2 separate regions of the Homo sapiens genome follow, and region 2 is linked to region 1. Evidence: chromatin contacts called from ENCODE Hi-C or POLR2A ChIA-PET data. All regions are on one chromosome and are shown on one strand. The core of a region is the stretch at or near the end of the contact, and the rest is flanking DNA. Distances in the headings are between cores, read along the strand shown.

Region 1 (6,432 bases), core at 2,846-5,345:
ACTTGGCAGTGGAATATCTTCAGCTTCCAAGGTGCCACACCCAAGTCAACAACAATTTTCACTGGTAATGCCAGAGTAAGCAGGAAATCGGCTGTAAGCAAATTAATTAAGTAGATGCTCACACACCTGTGATTCGTATTCTTCTGTATAAAAGCCCAGGTTGCAAAACAACTTCCAATAATTCCAACAAGGAAAACTAAATAAAAAAAATACGTGAATGGCTCCAGATCTTTATAAACTGGGCAGAAGAACGAACTGTTTGTCATCTTGAGGGAAAGTAAGGATGACTGCTTATTGAAAAGAAAAAATTTCTAAGACTCTGTAAAAGAAACAAGGAAAGGGAGGTTAGTAATTAAAATTAGCAACTATTTTCTTTAAAAGACATTGGTCTTCACAATACCGTTGTCTTTCCAGTTCTTAGAATTTTATTGGTGAACTTACCAGACCATATGGCCTGGTGAGAACATACTAGATTGTGAAGATGCCTGGGTTTTCCATTGTCTGATTTTGTGACTTTCAGGAAATCCCATGCAGGTTTGCTTTTGGTAGGGATATTTTCAACCTCAGGTTTTTCCATTCTGGTAGTTCTTGTTACCAGTTGGGTTGGAAGTTAGTTTGCAGAGGAGATAAGTGAACCGAGATTCTGAGAAGTAGAGAGAGGAAACTAGGGTTGTGGTTGAGCATGAAGAGCTTTCAATGAGGCCTTCTGGTTTTTTTCTTGTTTTAGTTTTTTGTTTTCCATAGATTCATGTGGCTCCTAAGGCTGGGAGAACCCAGGCTGACAGGGGAAGTAAGGAGTTGATGGAAAATCTCCAGCCTGGTCGCAAGAGTCTGTCTCAAAAACAAACAGAAAAAAACCAAAAAAACAAACAAAAAAACCCACAACTACCAGAACATGGATGTATGTTCATTGGTTACAAAATCCTTGGAGAAAGATTTATTTATATTAGTATCAAAACATCTGACTTCAACACTTGAGTCGCTTTTTTTTTCTTTCATTGTGGGTTTTGAAGCAGTTAAAAGCCCAGAAGCATAAGACATACCCTTAGAACTACTGTGATCACCACTGATAATGACAATGAAGTCTTGTCATGTCCCTCCCAAATCTGGAACATTGAGCGGGTTTGTAAGCTCAAGTTAAACTGATAGGGCTCCCTTTGACCTGGTCTATTCAAACTCACATGCTTAGAGCTAAGGGTACATTAGTAATCTTTCTGGTGCTGCCTGTTGGTGTGGGTCCCCCTTTTGCACATTAAACAGTGTTCTTTTGTTTTAAAGACCTGAAGATTATTTTTGTATTTTAGCAAGGAAACATTTTATATTATAATACAACCTTTTTAAAAGAAGCAAATATAAGTTATAGTGACCAACATTGAAGGCCAGATCAGCTACTCTGTAAGTGCCTTTTAATAAGAGAATAAAACTTCTGACATCTTTCTAAATTTTAATTTCCCCAATTAATTAATGATCCTTTGTGTGCATTTGTAATGAAACAATGTATGCAAACAGATGAATAAGGCAGATGTACACAAAGCTTTCTAAATTCAAGTGCTGCTTAAAGGCTACATGCCCTTTCTCTTTCCCTACCTGAGTTAGCACGTTAGAGTCCATGAATAATGTCATTCTTTACCAAACTCGATGAAAATAATTAAGCAGTTGGTTTGTATCTGGCACTATGCCAAATACTTTACATGTACTTATTTAACTTCTTATCATTTCCATAAGCTAGGTGTTGTTATTGTCCCTGCTTTACAGATGAGGAAATTGAGGCATAATGGGGTTACTTACCCAAGGTTGTGTAGCTGGTAAGATATAAAGCCAGGATTCCAGCTCAGTCAGTCTGATCTCAGAATCACATTCAAAACCACTCCAAAACACTGCCTCAGTAACAATAGTAAGATGATGATAGAAATGATAATGATTATTATTATATCTGCCAGTCTTTACTAAGGGCTTACTGTGTGGGCAGGAACTATGTTCTAAACAATTTTTATGTAATAAAGCTGAAATAAACTATTTTTAACTTTTTACCAAAATACTAAGAATATAAGTTTAGGCTTTTCGTATATTTTGCTGTTCTATGCATACAACCACGTGCACACACTCTCTCTCTCTCTCTCTCTCTCACACGCACATTTAAAAACAAAACCTAGGCCCATCCAATAAGTTTAAACCAACTTTGCTCTCAAAGCTTCCATAACCTAGTTTCTCTCTACCATCTCTACTTACATCCCAGATTAAGATTGGGATTGGTGGGGTCTCTATTATTCTGTGTACAGTTCCTTCCTGCCTTTATACTTTTGCATGTGATAGAAATTTTGGAGTCATAGGATTTTAAGGATGGATGGAAACTTTATCGATAGCCTGTAGTCTAATCCCCAAGTCAGTTGAGGAGATTGAGGGCTGGCACTGGTGTGTTCCTCAAGCTTTCACAGCATGTTCAGGCAGGACTAAGATCTGTTCTTATTGGTCATCTTCTAAGCGCTCTGCATTTATCCTTACTATTCCTGAATCCTGCTTATTCCAGAGCTTTAAGGAAGCTCCTCACATCTGAAAGCTACTCCAGGCTTTACCGATGTCCTTGGCGACCATGAATTTGGATAGTTACCATTTGTACCTTGGAATTTTGAACATACTTTTCTTCTTTATGTGAAAAACTAGTATTCGTGTGCATTGATATAGTGTCACATCTTTGCTTATTGTTACTTTCTAAGGCCCTAGGATTTTGGCTTACGCACTTCTATTTCAAATATTACATAATAATGGTAACATAATGTGTTTCTTTAAGTGCTCCATTGCTTGCACAACTATAAAATAAGTCTGTTGTATCAATGAGACGTATATGGTAAAGAGAAGAATTAGAGTAATTTATTTTGATTAATTTTCTCTGTAGCTAGAACTGACGATATATACCGTACATGAATAATTTATCTGAAATGAATAATCATTCAGTAATTCTCAAGAATCATGGAGCATCTCACATTTCTCACATTTGTGTTTGTGAACTTTTGTCTAAATTGCAGTGAGAAACAAATCTGTTTATTTAAAATTTTTGCTTATGTAAATTAGAGGTTAAAATATTGTATAATAACATCCTGTGTTCTGTGTCACAAGTTTGAGAACTAAGTGCTTAATAAATATTTTACCAGACAGTTACTTACCAGTGAAAATGTGAGATACTCAGAAGTAGTGCAGCAACAACAATACAAGATTTTAACTGTCTCTGTAGTTTGGATAGAGTGCCCATTGCTTAGAAAATAAATAAACTGGCTGGGCACAGTGGCTCACGCCTGTAATCCCAGCACTTTGGGAGGCTGAGGCGGGTGGATCACTTGAGGTCAAGAGTTCGAGACCAGCCTGGCCAACATGGTGAAATCCTGTCTCTACTAAAAATACAAAAATTAGCCAACGCGGTGGCGGGCACCTGTAATCCCAGCTACTCGGGAGGCTGAGGCAGGAGAATTGTTTGAACCCGGGATGTGGAGGTTGAAGTGAGCTGAGATCGCACCACTGCACTCCAGCCTGGGTGAAAAAGCGAGACTCCTCAAAAACAAAACAAAACAAAAACAAAATAAAAGCTTATTAGATTTTCTATGGGAATCACAGTGGAATCTTCTTGAAATCACCTATTGTAATGTTTGTAGAGGAAAGTCATCTTAAGGCCTGTTGTTCCCTGTTGTGAAGATCTACAACATGGCCTCTATCCACCCAGTTATAAGATTGAGTTACTGAATAGTTATGCTCGCTCAGGTATTCAGTCTGGTGTCAATTATCCTGTCTTTTGGAGACAGATGAATGGGTTCATCAGATATAAGAAAATTATAGTGTCATTCACAGCTAGGACCTATTTAGAGTTTAAAAATTGATGCTTTTTTTTTATACAGCTTGGCTTTTTCTACTTATAAGCCTTAAATACTGAAAAATCACAATTTTGTTTTCCACGGAAAAGCATTTGAATATATTAAGTGTTTAAAAAGACATACCTGGGGCTATCTTCTGTGAGCCTCAGCAAGCCTTGCTGCAAGTCTTCAGAGAAGCATGAGCTGTTTGGTTAGCCGCAGCAGTAGCAACCCCATTGCAGGCTGCTGGCTTTACTAAAAATTTCCTTTCCTTTTTGTGTGGTTTTAAAATGTTGCATATTGACGTAGATGAAACTGTGGTTTGCAAGTAGTTTAACTTTATGAAAGTCTCCTAAAGAAGTTTTTTTAATGTATACAATTTCATGTATGCTTTCTTAAGCAATTTATTTGTCATATTTTTTAGAGAAAAGATCTTCATTTAGTACCTAGCCTTTTTTTTTTTTTAAAGTATCCAAGGTATGTTTTGTGTCATAATGATTTCAAAGAATATCACTCTTCATGCCTTGATGGGGATTAATAATTAAAGATATAAGGTGTTTAAGCAAATATTTTTTCAGTATATATAGTAACACAGCATTTCAAAGTTAAAATTTAAAAAATAGTTGCAGTTTTTATTCCTGCTGAGACACCTATTATTAAAAAAAGAAGTAAACAAAAAGATGTGTTTTACAGAGTCAGCTAATGTATACATTTTATTTATCTTATTTTATGTTCATTATAGAAAAATCTGGAAATAGAAATAAAAAAGGAACATCATTATGCAGAGAGATAATTACTGTTAATATTTTTGGTACATAAGTTTTAAATTTTTTCTATGCTTATGTATTTCCACTTAGATGTTATTCATACTATTTTATAGTTTATAATTTTTCATTGAAGAATATATTATATATTCAATTTATGAGATTAGACTTGTAATAAGTATTTGTCTGTTTGACTCAAACAGCCTGATGAATTGGAATAGTATTTAGTAATTAATAGATTGTGTGTAAAGGAACCCTACAGTGTGTATTTAAGTTGTTTGGTTAAATGTTCATTGTGTCTGTGGCAGAACTAACTGAATGTTTGAAAGAAGCCTAGCATGCTGGGGGACCTAACAAACATATTTTCAAGAGTTCTGAATTTTCTGGTTCAAAGTTGATGTGTTAATGCAAAGCCATTGCCTGGTTATTTAGGGTCTGGTTTCTTCTAATGCTTCATTGGCTTGGTAGGTGCTTTGGTTTCTTTTAATAATACTTGGTCAGTTTTCTGGATAAGAAAAAAGAAGATACCTTTCCAGGATCTAAAATTAATCTCTTGGTATTAGTTTTTAAAAAGAAAAATGTCTCAAAAGATGAAATGAGAAGTATCTAGCTAGGGAGAATTTAGGGAAAGTCTAAGGAGACTTTTGAAAAAAATGTAAAGATGCTTATGATGATATTGGTCACGTCTCAGGTATTCTGACATTCTCCCAAATTCATATAATTATTATTTTTGCCAGTGAAGACCATAAATTATAAACTAGGAGGGAAAAAGCAAATGTTTCTCAAACATTTTATGTTAAGAACCACTGTGAACTTCATCATCATAGTGCTAGGAAAGGATCTTTCTTTTAAGATATGTATGCTTCAACATTGTACAGGACTCACTGAAGAACATACTTGTAGAAAAGATATATTTGCAGACAAGTAAGTGAGAAGTGATCAGGGTTTACATCCACTGGAGGGTAGAGGAGATGAAAGGGAGAGAATTTAGAGATGAGTGGAGTTGACTGCAAACAGTGGTGAATGATTTTACCATGGCATGGAGAAAAACTGGGATGAAAGATTTTTGACAGTTTCTGTTTTGCTTTTTTTAGTTAGGTCTCTTTATATGTTTACTTCCTCGGTTCACTTTAAGGTTGTAGACACAATTGAAAAGTACAAACAATTGTACTTAAAAATCTACCCAGACCACAGTTTCTGTGTCTGGATTGCCAAATGTGAAAGCACTGAAGTGCCCTTGTTCTCAGAGTTCTATTTAATTTTTAGAATAGTGAGAATTAATCTTTTAATAGATGAATCATATTCCTCCTTCTGAGAATGAGCTTAGGCAACCTGGCTTTGTGTGGAAGTTTATTCACAGTGGAAATACATGTAGTTTTCATTTTTTAATACTAGTTTCATTTGATTTTCTATAAGCCACTTTTTTCTATCTGTTTCACTGAGGACAAGTGTTTGTGACTGTACTTAGTGTTCCGGGAAGTTGCATGTCATCACTAATACACACCCAAGCGGGAAGAAGTGAGGTGAAGTTATTTTTCCCTTACCTTGGTCATGGCAGTACTTTTTGTTAAAGAAATAATCTATTCATTACTTATGAATATTTCATGGATATTTTGTATGTGTAAAATAAAAATTAAAGCTAAATTGTCCACCAAGTTATGAATTGAGAAAGAAAATATTTTCTGTGGTCAACTCTCCTATCCATACAAAACGTGCTTTTGATTTTATTGAACACAAATACCAAACAACGGTATTTCAGTAGAAATACTTGCTTTGAATATTTAGCGTTTTTAAAATGTGCTTTTTCGGCATAGCATGGAAGCCATTTG
Region 2 (7,517 bases), core at 2,090-4,589, 4.7 Mb after region 1:
AAAAATTAGCTGGGTGTGGTGGCACATGCCTGTAATCCCACTACTCAGGAGGCTGAGGCAGGAGAATGGCTTGAACTAGAGAAGTGGAAATCGCAGTGAGCTGAGGTCCTGCCACTGCACTCCAGTCTAGTGTCAGAGGGAGACTCCATATAAAAAATACATATATATAATTTTAAGACAGGGTTGCACTCTGTTGACCAGGCTGGGGTGCAATGATTGGATCATAGCTCACTGAAGCCACAATCTCCCGGGCTGAAGCAATCCTCCTGCCTCAGCCTCCTGAGTAGCTAGGGTTACAGGCCTTCGCAAAACACCCAGCTATTTTTTTTTTTTTTTTAATTTTTAGTAGAGATGAGGTCTTGCTGTATTGCCCAAGCTGGCTCTACCTCCTCAGCTCAAGCAGTCCTCCCACCTCAGACTCCCAAAGTGCTGGGATAACAGGTGTGAGCCACTGTGCCCAGTCGTGACTTATTTTTTATTTTATTTATTTATTTATTTTTGAGACAGAGTCTCAAAAATGGGGTTTCGCCATGCTGGCCAGGCTGGTCTCAAACTCCTGACCTCAAGTGATCCTCCCACCTCAGCCTCCCAAAGTGCTGGGATTACAGGTGTGAGCCACTGTGCCCGGCCAGCAGTGAATTATTCATAAAGCAGGAGTGGAACCCCAGAACACTGAGACAAATCTACCTGGGTGCAAAGCAATTATCTCTCAACCAAACAACTGAGGAAAAAGTACTATCACCATCATTTCACCAGTAATAGTGGCTCACTCATTAGCAGTTTGAGGAGGTGTACATAAGGTTAGATGTCTGTGAGAATAAGATTGCAGGAAAATAGTGTAGTTGTGACACCTCCTACCACCACCACATACCTGGACATTTACTCTACTGTGAATTTCCAAGGTAGCACAGAAGCTGAGAAGTTCAGTTGCTTAAATTTCAAAACAGAATCCCCTAAATTCATCATCACTGACAGAATGAAGAATTTCACTATATTCCTGACATTGTTATTCCTGATATTGGTCATTTTACTTGTTTTCTAGTTGTTACAAAAGTTAAAAACAAACAAACAAACAAAAAAGCTTAGGCCAGGTGGGGTGGTTCACACTTATAATTCCCAGTACTTTGGGAGGCCAAGGAGGGGGAGAATCACCTGAGGCCAGGAGTTCAAGACCAGCCTGGCCAACATAGTGAGACAGCCCCCCCGACCCCCAACTATCTCAATTAAAAAAAAGAAGAAAAAAGAAAAAAGAGAAAAACTTACATGTGTTTTACTCATGCAGAGAAACAGGGAAATTTTTTAGAACTTACCCTCCATTACTTACAGGACAAACTTTAAACTCTTTTCCCATAGTAATTAAAGAAAATCTTACTAATTTAGTCACAGCCTTTCTCAGCACGATTTCCCAAACCCAGTTCCACAATTTAGGCAATGTCCTGTACTTTTTTGTACTTTCCTGCCTCAGTGCACTTTTACTTTGTGTTGTGCATTCTGGTGTGCCATTTCCTGGCCTCGTGGAATCTTATTCAAGAACAAAGTCAAATGTTATCTGCAATGTGAAGCCTGACTCCCAAAGGCAGTTACTAACTGGCAACTCTGAACTCTCCTAAAATGTTCATCTTCCTTATTTCTTGAGTGCAGAACTCTGCCTTATTCATTAGAGGCCTTAGAATCCCGTCCCTTAGCTGGTTCAATAATGTTTGAACGAATAAACCCTGTTCCATTCACTAGAAGGCTGGATTCTGGGTACAACGGTAGGGGTAGAAATGGATTAGAAAGTATAGAGCTAGAAACCTAAAACCAACAAGACAAAAGGAAAAATGTGAACCATATGAGCCACACTTTTTAAAAGTGTGCATTTGTGTATTAAGCAAGTGGCATGAATCCCTGGACTCGGTTGTGTTATTTGATGGGTTGCCTCTCCCTGTTAACCGCATAGTGATCATTTGATTGCTCTAATATCATTCATTTTGGCTTTAATATTTCAAAGAAGCTCATTTGGACGAAACAGAAAACTTACCTTGAGTTATCTCCCATACAATGATTTCCAGTAAATTAATGAGCTTCCCTCCAACGTCACACACTCTTTCAAAAGGATAAATAAACCTAACACCATAATAGCTTAAATACACTACCTGAAAGAGTAACGATTCCTCTGGGTTGAGGCTGAAACCGCAAATATTTGTTACAAAAGTCGGCAGATTCAAGGGCCAAAAACAAAACATTGCCCAAAAAGTAACCCGCTGTTTGGCCCACCGAATTGCAAGTAGAAGCATAACCCACATTTTCCCTGGATAACATAGTTAACGCCCAACCATCGACGGCAATGTCCTGAGTGGCGGCCAAGAATTCAAACAAAAAGAACGCCACAGTGAGAGCAATCACGTCGGGTGTTCTGTCATCGGTATTCCCAAGCAAACGGTCCACCTGAGTGGATAAATAGATCATGAAGAGTCCTAGTATATACTGTGTCGGGACAAGCCAAGATTTGCGACGACCGAAGTTCTTAACGTAGACCGCATCAACCAACGGGGCCCAGAGTAATTTGAGACTGAAGGGCCAAAAGACAAAACTGAAGAAAGCTTGGTCTGTATAGCTAACATTTTTGCTTTGCAAAATGAGTGGGATGCTTCCCGCCAAGCCCAGGGGAATACCCTGAAGCACGTAAAGAAAGAGTAGTAGCAAAATGCTGCTTAGTTCGGCCCGGAAGCTCTGTGGGGCTTTTAAGAAGTCGCCAGTGCCGGTATCCCCCAGAAGAGCTTCTCTGTCCCCTTCCCGGCCCGCTGAGTCCAAATGACTGTCATCCCAACCGCCTGGCGGCAGGGGACCGCTCTTCATATCCAGAGAGTGACTGAAATTCCCTGGCCGCCGTTGCCGGCTGCTGTCCTTGTGGGAGATGGTGGGTGACATATCAGAGACGATGCAGAGCCCCGTCTGTGGGGGGCCGAGGCTGAGCGTTTTGGATCCGTCCAGTCCCAGGTCCAAGGCTGTCGCGCTGGACCAGGGTTTCGGTGGTTCACGGGATGGTGGCAGGGCTCAGAGCGATAAGGGCACTTCTTACTGCAGCCCGGAGTGCTGAAGCCGGGAGCCAGTCCTCTGGCTAGAGGCCCAGAGGATGCCTGGATAGGTGCCCCCTGGAACGGCGTCAAAGAGCCTGAAGGAGACCCCCGGGCAGCAGCGCCGGGCTCGAGGCTGGAGGTGTGTGCCGTGGTGCCAGGATGGAAACCAGCTCCTACCTGCGGCGGGATCGAACGGCTGGTCTCCCGACCCAACACCTCCAGCTCTCGCTGCTATCAATGCGGCAGAGAGCACTTTCTCTACAGGACTCCAGAAAAAGCATATAACTTCCTGCCTCGCGCTTCAGGAAGTGGTCCCAGTCTCTAACAGGTCCCTTCCCAGCCTCCAGAGCAAGCCAATCAGGGACACGCTCTCGTGGCCCAGTTCGGAAACAATGCTTGGTGGGAACCTGCAATCTTGGCTGCCGGAACCTTCGGGGAGGATTAACGCCGGCGCACCGTGCGGCCGGGGCGGGGCGCCGCCCAAACTCAGGCCCTGTGACAGCGACTGTGGCGGTCTGGAAAGCGTGGGCCTCGGTCATTGGGCACGAGCGGTCACGTGACAGCGGGTTCCTCCAGGCCAGCGCTGGTGGTTGAGTGATGTAATCACGTGGGGTCTGAAGTCTTCGTGGGTGTAGGTTTCTTCGTTATGCTGACGACAGGCAGTGCCCGAACTCTAGGCTGGGAGTTGTGCCATGCTGCTGCTTTCGTGGGCTGACCAGAAAAGGGTAGAAGGATTGACGTTTACGAAGTTTTTGAATCAGGAGGCAAGGTCGCCTTGTGCCCCCAAAAGGATAGAAAAAGGCCTGGCAAACTGGAGAATCGCGTCCTTACGGTGCCTACATATTTATAGTACGAATTAAACTGCTCAAGGGGTGCTAGGTTTGTCTGCAGTCCGTTTCTCCCTCATGGTGGAAGACGCGTGGGGAAACTTGGTAACCAACTCTAATTACATTGGTGATTGGAAGACTCGTTACATCCTGTTTTTATGTTGCAATAAAACGTCTTGTGGCCGGGCGCGGTGGCTCACGCCTGTAATCCCAGCACTTTGGAAGGCCGAGGCGGGCGGATCACCTGAGATTGGGAGTTCAAGATCAGCCTGACCAACAAGGAGAAACCCGTCTCTACTAAGAGACGTACAGGAATTTGAGAATCTGATTAATTTTTTTTCTGCTCTCTCACCTCTGGCAGAAAGATTATTATTTTTTTTTCTTTTGAGAGGAATCTCACACTGTCGCCTGGGCTGGTGTTCAGTAGGGCCATCTCGGCTCGCTGCAGCCTCCACCTCCCGGGTTCAAGCGATTCTCCTGCCTCAGCCTCCCGAGTAGCTGGGACTACAGGCACGCGCCACCACGCCCGGCTAATTTTTGTATTTTTAGTAGAGACGGGGTTTCACTATGTTGGCCAGGCTGGTCTCGAACTCCTGACCTCGTGATCCGCCTGCCTCGGCCTCCCAAAGTGCTGGGATTACAAACGTAATGGCAGGCTAGGCACAGTGGCTCACGCCTATAATCCCAGAACTTTGGGAGGCCGAGGCGGGTGGATCACGAGGTCAAGAGATTGAGACCATCCTGGCCAACACGGTGAAACCCCGTCTCTACTAAAAATACAAAAAATTAGCTCGGCCTGGTGGCGCGCGCCTGTAGCCCCAGCTACTTGGGAGGCTGAGACAGGAGACTCGCTTGAACCTGGGAGGCGGAGGTTGCAGTGAACCGGGATCGTGCCACTGCAATCCAACCTGGCGACAGAGTGAGACTCCGTCTGGAAAAAAAAAAAAAAGGCAACTGTAAAGTCCTCTAATCTTTGTTAAGTAGAAGAATAGATTGCAGAAAAGAACAGTGTTGGCCGGGCGCGGTGGCTCACACCTGTAATCCCAACACTTTGAGAGGCTGAGGCGGGCAGATCACTTGAGGTCAGGGGTTCAAGACAAGCCTGGCCAATATGGTGAAACCCTGTCTCTACTAAAAATACAAAAATCAGCTGGGTGTGGTGGCTCATGCCTGTAGTCCCAGATACTCGGGAGGCTGGGGCTGGAGAATCGTTTGAACCCGGGAGGCGGAGGTTGCAGTGAGCCGAGATCATGCCATTGCACTCCAGTCTGGGTGTTAAAGAAAAGAACGGTGTCATTTAAGTCCAATCAAGATTAAACCAAAACAACCATGAGTGGGATTTATATTGTGCTGGATTCAAACCCTGGCTCTAACAGTAGTTGTGCCTTGGACAGATTACTTAACCTAAGCCTCCATTTTGATGAAAATTAAAATAGAGTTCATAACATCTATTTCAGAGAGTTGTGGGAGTTAAAGGAAGCAGCCAATAAAGCCATTCACAATCAGTAGGTGTTTTTTTTTTTTCCAAAAAAAAAGGAAATACTTGATGAGTTTGTATGTCTTGTGTTTGATTTTTTCCCCTTCTTTAATTTGAAATAATTATAGATTCACAGGAAATTGCAAATATAGCAGAGTCCCATATACCCTTCACCCACCTTCCTCTGATCATTGCCTCTTACGTGATTATAGTACAATATTAAAACCAGGAAACTGACATCTGTAAAATATTGTTAACCAGACCACAGGCTTTATTCCAATTTCACCAGTTTTTACATGCACTAGCTTGTGTGTGTGTGTGTGTGTCCTGTGTTACCCTTTCATAGTGCTATCCCTTATAGTACTACATATTAATAGTTGCACCAGTCCACTGTCCTCCTCCCTGTTCTTTGGCAATCACTAATTTGTTCTCCACGGCTATACTTACGTCCTTTCAAGAATATTATAAAAGTGGAATCATATAGTATGCAACTTTGGGGATCAACTTTTTTTTTCATCCACCAAAATGTCCTTGAGATCCATTTAAGATGGTAATATATCAGTATCAATGTATGTCCGTCTTTCTTTTAAATCACAGAGTATTAGTCCATTGTATAGATACCAAATCAGTTTTGAGTTTTTTTCATTTTTTTTTTTTCTTTTTTGAGATGGAGTTTCGCTCTGTCGCCCAGGCTGGAGTGCAACAGTGTGATCTCGGCTCACTGCAACCTCCACCTCCCGGGTTCAAGTGATTCTCCTGCCTCAGCCTCCTGAGTAGCTGGGACTACAGGTGTGTGCTACCGTGTCCCGCCACATCAGTTTTTAAATAAGGAATCTTCTTGGAAATAATTGATTTCTCCCTACATATAAGAATGATTCCCCTTTAGTGGTTCAATTATCTTCCTATCAAATGTTAAATCTTTAGATCTATGCAGGCAAGAGTTACAAACAATAGGAAAAATGACTGGAGGCAAATATCAGGAAAAGTGTTTTTCATGTTACCCCAATTCAATGTGTATGCATTATTAAAGTGATAAGGTGGGCCAGGGGCAATGGCTTATGCCTGTAATCTCAACACTTTGGGAGGCCAAGGCAGGTGGATCACTTGAGGTCAGGAGTTCAAGACCAGTGTGGCCAAGATGGTAAAACCCTGTCTCTACTAAAAATACAAAAATTATCTGGGTGTGGTGGTGAATGCCTGTAATCCCACCTACTTGGGAGGCTGAGGTAGGAGAATCGCTTGAACCTGGGAGGTGGTGGTTGCAGTGAGCCAAGACTGTGCCACTGCACTCCAGTCTGGGCAACACAGTGAGAAGAGAATCCTCCAGCCCCAAGGTGAGCCACCCCTGCTAATGCTAAATAAAGAGTAGAGACAAGTATTCGTTGCTAAGCCATGCCCAAATTGCTGTTGTCTTCTTAGAAGACTTAGTGGTAGTATCTTTCCAACACAAACTAAGACATTTCTCTACAAACCTGGGAACACCACCCCCACCAGGCCCTCAGTGTCCCTCAGCAAATGTGGAACAAATGTCACTATCACTATGAAAACAAAACTGATACCGCATGGGACCTTCAGCCCATACTGTCATGAATAGCTGTTTTTGTTTTTTGTTTTTGTTTTTTTTGCATTTTCAACTCCCCTAACTCACTTCAGTTAATATCATTTCCCCTTTCTTTTGGAATACTGGTGTTCCCTGATTGATGTGTTTTGGGGAAGCTGGTGAAACTGCCAAATATAAAACCCTTCTGGTGGTCGCCATGATCCTTTCTTGCTTTTTTTTTTTTTCCTTGTCCCTTTATAGGTATCCTGTGTTTTCCAGTTGAAAGCTTGTGAAAATTCGCTTTATCCTTGAAGTTCAGAATTTTCACCAGGATGTATGAAGGTATGTATTGTATAATACATATATGTTTTTCTATTAATCTTGTTCAACATTTATTAGGTCTTTTTTAACAAAGTTTCAAATCTTTCTTGATTTTAGAGAAATTTTCCTTAATAATATCTTTGCTTTTTCATTTTTTCCTCTTCATTAATTCCCCCTAAAAGTCCTAGTAAACTTATATTTTGTTTACTGGAATTACCCCTTAAGCTTTTTCTCATAACTTTCCTTTTTCTTTTTACTCTATGTTCTTAGAAACTTCCAAACTAGGTCCTTCA

Evidence for each region. Hi-C counts contacts between places; a loop is a spot of excess contacts on that map. ChIA-PET counts read pairs that join two places held with the same protein, here RNA polymerase II (POLR2A). Pooled maps may share reads with other maps.
Region 2: a loop to region 1 is called in a map of naive thymus-derived CD4-positive, alpha-beta T cell, with 20 times the contacts of the local background. The contact joins the promoter of SLC33A1 here to the promoter of GPR171 in region 1. A Hi-C loop is called at or near these places in 1 of 168 maps with a recorded cell type or tissue (naive thymus-derived CD4-positive, alpha-beta T cell) and 5 of 50 pooled maps. POLR2A ChIA-PET finds 5 or more read pairs at or near these places in 1 of 52 experiments (PC-9).

The regions. Positions count from the first base shown.
Region 1 is chr3:151,199,121-151,205,552 of GRCh38, forward strand. It overlaps GPR171 (G protein-coupled receptor 171), which reads right to left and starts at 4,096. Exons shown (of 3, transcript NM_013308.4): 1 at 3,984-4,096; 2 at 1,789-1,877; 3 at 1-319. The coding sequence starts at 266. All of the region lies in intron 16 of MED12L (mediator complex subunit 12L), which reads left to right.
Region 2 is chr3:155,851,088-155,858,604 of GRCh38, forward strand. It overlaps SLC33A1 (solute carrier family 33 member 1), which reads right to left and starts at 3,340. Exons shown (of 6, transcript NM_004733.4): 1 at 2,136-3,340. The coding sequence starts at 2,910. LOC105374174 (a long non-coding RNA gene) reads left to right here and starts at 3,666. Exons shown (of 3, transcript XR_924607.4): 1 at 3,666-3,991; 2 at 7,165-7,245. RefSeq lists enhancers at 2,928-2,997, 3,368-3,927, 6,891-6,990.